Linked DNA regions of Homo sapiens: region 1 is linked to region 2. A link is a contact called in ENCODE Hi-C or POLR2A ChIA-PET data. All regions are on one chromosome and are shown on one strand. The core of a region is the stretch at or near the end of the contact, and the rest is flanking DNA. Distances in the headings are between cores, read along the strand shown. Region 1 has its middle 180 kb from the start of SNORD28B. Region 2 has its middle 18 kb from the start of SNORD28B.

Evidence for each region. A loop is a pair of places that touch in the nucleus more often than their neighbours do. ChIA-PET counts read pairs that join two places held with the same protein, here RNA polymerase II (POLR2A). Pooled maps may share reads with other maps.
Region 1: a map of CD4-positive, alpha-beta T cell shows a loop between it and region 2 (5-fold over the local background). The contact joins two enhancer-like sites. A Hi-C loop is called at or near these places in 5 of 168 maps with a recorded cell type or tissue (CD4-positive, alpha-beta T cell, CD4-positive, alpha-beta memory T cell, OCI-LY7 and 1 more), 3 of 37 single-sample maps with no recorded cell type and 10 of 50 pooled maps. POLR2A ChIA-PET finds 5 or more read pairs at or near these places in 1 of 52 experiments (OCI-LY7).

What each region holds. Positions count from the first base shown.
Region 1 is chr6:156,556,344-156,559,043 of GRCh38, reverse strand. No RefSeq gene overlaps it. Among named protein-coding and RNA genes, the nearest start is that of SNORD28B, 180 kb to the right of the region's middle. Within about 2 kb of position 1,348, at least 6 of the 41 ENCODE cell types and tissues checked have a DNase peak (open chromatin) inside an H3K27ac peak, as active enhancers do.
Region 2 is chr6:156,395,706-156,398,405 of GRCh38, reverse strand. No RefSeq gene overlaps it. Among named protein-coding and RNA genes, the nearest start is that of SNORD28B, 18 kb to the right of the region's middle. RefSeq lists enhancers at 841-1,370, 1,371-1,901 and a silencer at 2,183-2,232. Within about 2 kb of position 1,450, at least 6 of the 41 ENCODE cell types and tissues checked have a DNase peak (open chromatin) inside an H3K27ac peak, as active enhancers do.

The DNA of each region.
Region 1 (2,700 bases), core at 99-2,598, 160 kb before region 2:
TTTCTTTCTTTCTCTTTCTGTCTTTCTTTTTTTGTAGAGATGTTGTTTCACCATGTTGCCTAGGCTGGTCTCAAACTCCTGGGCTGAAGTGATTCTCCTCCCTCAGCCTCCCAAAGTGCTGGGATTCCAAGTGTGAGCCATTGTGCCTAGCCACCACTTTGCCTCTAACAGCAGCAGGCAGATCTGTCCTGCCAGGATGAGGCCATCACCAGGGCAGCCTCCATCATCACCTTTGAGTCATTCTTGAATGCAGGATCAATCCTTTTTTATCATTAAAGGCACTTGACACATAAATAAGTCTGGCAAATTGACCCATTGCTGCTTTAGTTTGGATCTTCTGCCTGGAAAGGCAGAGGAGAGATGAGTTGAGTACTGCAGGTCCCAGAGAGGTAACTTCAATTTGCAGGTGGAGATGCTGATTTCGTTAGGATACTCCCATTCACTAGAGAGTTAGAACTAAAATTTTTGTTTTTCTTACAGATTTGGTTTTAAAAATCCAGTATTTTGTCTAATTAATTCTTTTTTTTTTTTTTTCTCGAGATAGAGTTTCGCTCTTGTGGCTCAGGCTGGAGTGCAATGGCACAATCTCAGCCAACTGCAACCTCCACTTCCTGGGTTCAAGCGATTCTCCTGCTTCAGCCTCCCAAGTGGCTGGGATTACAGGTGCCCACCACCATGCCTGGCTAATTTTTATATTTTTAGTAGAGATGGGGTTTCACCATGTTGGCCAGGCTGGTCTCAAACTCCTGACCTCAGGTGATCCACCCACCTCGGCCTCCCAAAGTGCTGGGATTACAGGCATGAGCCACTACGTCCAGCCTAATTCTTTAATTCTTAATGAGTAAGTGAAATTGCCTTAATGACTTGTAGCCAGGAAACACTCAGGCTGGTGTTTCTCTTCTTGTTCCAAGAGTTATGGATAACTACCAGCTGCTTCTGATGACACTGTTAGACAATGATCATGTGACCACAGGGGTGGCTCTGATGGAACCCAGATGATAATCCCATATGTTAGGATCAATTCCTTGCTAGATTCATATGTTGCTTTTTGTCAAAAAGTCATTCTTTAGAAGCTGCAGTACTTCCTGTTGTGTTAAGGGCCTCTCTACCCAGTGAGGAGACCAGACCTGGCCTGATGAGCTGCGTGAGCCCTGCCCCTCTGTCTTTATTTGGGAAATGGGGATAGTGACGCCTATGGGACCTCCCTCATGGGGTTGTTGTGAGTCTCTGTAAGGTCATCCTTGAGGAAGAGCTTTGCAAAGCATCAAGAACCAATCAGGTAATCCCTTACATCAGGAATCTGGCCGGACGCACCCTGTAGGCCACAGAAAATCAAGGACTCAGATGCCTGGCCACGCCTCCTTAGGCAGCAGTCCTGATGTGGTGTTTCTCAGCAGCTCTGCCTTCTCACAGCCCTCCTGGTGTGAGCAGAGTTAGTGCCAGCGTTAATAGTGTTTATTTTAGAATCAACACATCCCTATACCTCATCATGCCACAAAAAGAGGCATTTAGGCTGGACCATTCCACAAATATTTATAGAACACCTCCTAGGAGCCAGGCATTGTTCTACTCTCTGCCAACACCAGGAGAACAAATAGATACTGTCCCTGCTCGTATGGAGCCCACAGTGAGGGAGAGAAAGACATGAAAAGCAACAGCACCCGTGAACAACCCCCACACTAATAAATATGTGACTAAGAGCTGTGACAAATGCCGCGAGGGGAAAACGGGGACTGTGAAGAGAGATTATGTGGCAGGAGGGCTGGAAACAGATGGCACTTCTCTGAGGAAGTGGCTTTTGGGCTGAGACCTAATGGCAAATGGGAGTTAGAGACTTTGGCAAAAATAACAGCCACATGAAGGAAGACCCAAAGGCCAGCATTGTCCAGTTTTATGATCAAGGGGACGGTGGTGGCAGCTGATGAAGCCAGAAGGGACAGCAGACATCAGGCAATGCAAGGTAGTTCTGTGGTGGTGTGGGTTTCACCTGACGTGCAGTGGAGTCCACAGAGTGTTAATAAGCAGTGCGGTGATGTGAACCCATGTGGAGAAGGGCCAATCGGGATGCTTGTGGAGGGTGGACCAGGGCAGCAAGATAGACATGAAAGCCAGTCAGGAGGCTACACCATCACTGGGTGGAGGTGGCTGTAAGTGAAGTGGTGGGATTGGAGGGACCTGGGCTGGGCTGGATACACAGGGAGGGAGAGGGAAAGGGAGGGCCGAGGACAGTGCCCAGGTGTCTGCTACCTGAAACTGAGTGTAGGAGGTCCCATTTCCTGAGGGGGACACTAGAGTCCAGGCTGGGAGCTGTGTGAGTCCCCTGGGCTGTCATAACAAAGGATCACAAAGCAGGTGGCTCAAAAACAACAGAAATGTAATCTCTCACAATTCTGGCATCCAAAAATCTGAAATCACAGCGTCAGCAGGCCCACACTGCCTTTGAAACCTGGAGGGGAGGCTCCTTCCTTACCCCTTCCAGCTTCTGGTGGCCTGTGGCAGCATCACTCCAACCTCTGCCTCCATCTTCACAGGGTATCTCTGTGTCTTTGTGTCTTCACAAGGTCATCTTTTTATAAAGATACTGGTCATATTGGATAAGGGGCCCACTCTACTCCACTATGACTGAATCTTAACCAATTATATCTGCAATGACCCTGTTTCCCAGTAAGGTCACATTTGGAGGTATTGAGGGTTAAGATG
Region 2 (2,700 bases), core at 201-2,700:
AGGGCAGAGGCAGCCATGCCAGCCAAGGATCGTGTGACTTGTGTTTCTTTACACACACTTCATGGATGTAACAAAAGTATGGTAGTCACACTGTGCTTCTGTCAATTGAATAAGGTGATTCTGAGGCACAGTCATGGAGGATTTGCCTGTATGAGTGTGCATTTGTGTACATATGTGTGTGCGTGCTTCCTTTTCCTGCAGTACTTCAACTGGACAGGATTGCATGCTCCAGAACTTTCTTTCAATATTCCCTTCACTTAGGGAATCTTTGCCCCATTCAGATAACAGACTGCAATCTGGGAAAATACTTCATGCCGCAGCATTAACACCAAAGAATGTATCAAAGGCTTCTCTTTTCTAGAATGGCACACTAACATCTTTTATTAGGTGCAGATGTTTTCTGCGCTTTAAACAAAATGAGCGACTACGTGTAGAAATTCAGCCTCCTTGACAGGGAGTTGGAGGTCTCCTCAGGTGCATTGTGTATGTATGTATGGTGGGACTGAGTGAGGGGGGCTCAGAAAGGATTTTTTTTTTGGGAAAGAGAGAGACGCTTCTTTGCTTCTGAAACTGTCAAACAGACCCAGGTTTCTCGTTCCACCTACATTGTGATCCCCAGGCCTCATCCTTCCTCCCTCTGGGCTAGCAGGAAGATTTAAGGAGGGGCATGGATCTGGGGGAGACGTAGCCGGAGGAAAGTGGGTCAGTAGGCTGAGAGGCAGGGGACGCATCTCGATTCCATTTCCTGGATTGTGCCCTTTGTCAGACTTGCCTACAGACAGAGGGCCTGTGTGTTCCAATTTTGCAGAATTACCTTCCCTGGTTGGAACCCAATCCCCCAACCTCAAGCTCTGCAGACATCTTCCCTGATCAATGTCCTGTCCTCTTTTCTCTGTCAAGTTGTTCCTCCTTCCCGAGCTCTATTGTGATTTGGGGCACCTGAGGAATTAACTATTTCTCTCGTGTCTTTGCCTAACCACAGGTGAATGTCTCGACCCGCTTTTAAGCTGGCTCCGCCCTCTGGACGCGTTCTTTTAAAGGTGGGAGCTCCGACGGAGGGCCCTGATTCCGGCCTCGCTACCAGCTGGGCTGTGTGGGGGAGCGAGGCCTAATAACCCAGGGGGCGCTGGGCGGGAACGGCGTGGATCCCTCGGCCTCGCACACCTGGCTCCTAGTCCTCTCGGCCGGGCCGGTGATCCTCTGGTCGGGGGTGGGGGTGGGGGGGGCTTGCGGCAGCTCACACCTGAGGCCGTTACAAAAGGCCTGCAGCTTAACTCGCTGCAGCTCGGGGGGATGGATTGCCTACTAACTGCAGGCGCCGTGGTGCGCCGAGAAAACAGCGAAAACTGGGCCAGCGGAGGCGGGTGGGCCTCCTTGGAGGAGCGCACCTGGGGTGCGGGAGCGCCTCCTGGCAGCCTTGGCCTCGCCTCCCACGCGTGGACGCGCAGGGCCCAGGACACCGCAGCCGCCTACTCCTTTCTGCAGCCCCGGGGTCTGAAGGTAGTTACGAAGGAAATCTTTTGTAAAATGTTCCTTTTTCCTCCTCTACATTTTCTTTCTCTGTCCCTCAGTAATCCCGGTTCAGGGGTTAGCGTCCCTCACTAATCCCTGGATTTAAAAAACATTCTCCTTTTACACCCAAGCTTCAATTGGTAGAACAGAGAGACAACTGACGTCGCTTTTGTTTTGCCAGCTTTTGTTTCCGGTGCATCAGAAACTTTTTGCACCTGAGACATTATGAGATTGTGCCCCAGCCGGTTTCTAAATTATTTCTAGGTGAAAAAATTTTGCAACCTACCTTTGCAGTAAGAATTCCCCCTACCCCTCCTTTAGAGAAAGTACTTGACAGTGAATAACATCCTATATTTATAGACCAATGATTGCTACATTTCATACCGTGTAGGTTTCCTTCTGAAACCTCAATCACATTTGGTTACTGTGGTAGGGGTTTAAATGTAGCAACTAATGGGCTGTGGCAGCAGGCATTTCCCTACCTCTCCTTTTATTGAACCTTTAAGTGGCAACTGTGCTTCTCTGGGTAAGAGCAAGGCTTTGAGATTGCGTTCCATGGGTTAGCTCGGTTCTTTAGCGAAGATTCAGAGATCCTGAATTGCATCAAGAGATGCATTTGTCGGTCTGGGTTTCAGATAAAAGCATGAAATCTCACTGACTTGCTGAACATTGTGGTTTTGAATCGGGGCTTTGGAGATGAAGCTGTGAAACCTCCCAAACCAAAGTTCCTAACAGAAATCACCAGCTGTGATTTACATATTGGCTTTGCCACAAAGTTTTAGTTCGACTCTGTTTCTGTTGTTATGGTGTCTTATGAATATTTTCTGATATTTAACCCAAAGCCCTCTTGCTGTTTCCAAACTGGTTACCTGAGATAACTGAGGCACTTGTGCTGCTGTTTGGACGGGATTACTTCATGTACTTAAAGGCTGGCCATACTGCAGACTAAATACATCTGGTATCACCCTCTACTAAGTTTTTAAAAAGTCTTTGCTGAATGAAATGCAAAAAGAAAATGCAAACAATGCTTGGGCTTTCCTTTTCTTTTCCAGGCTCTCTTTACAACTCTTGCAAAGATGTCAAGACATATTTCAGTATTCCACCAGCGAGGTTACAGTTTTATTAGTGATGGCCTTGGTTCACACCATAAATGTGAATTTACCATTTTCTGTTGGCTTGACTGACCTG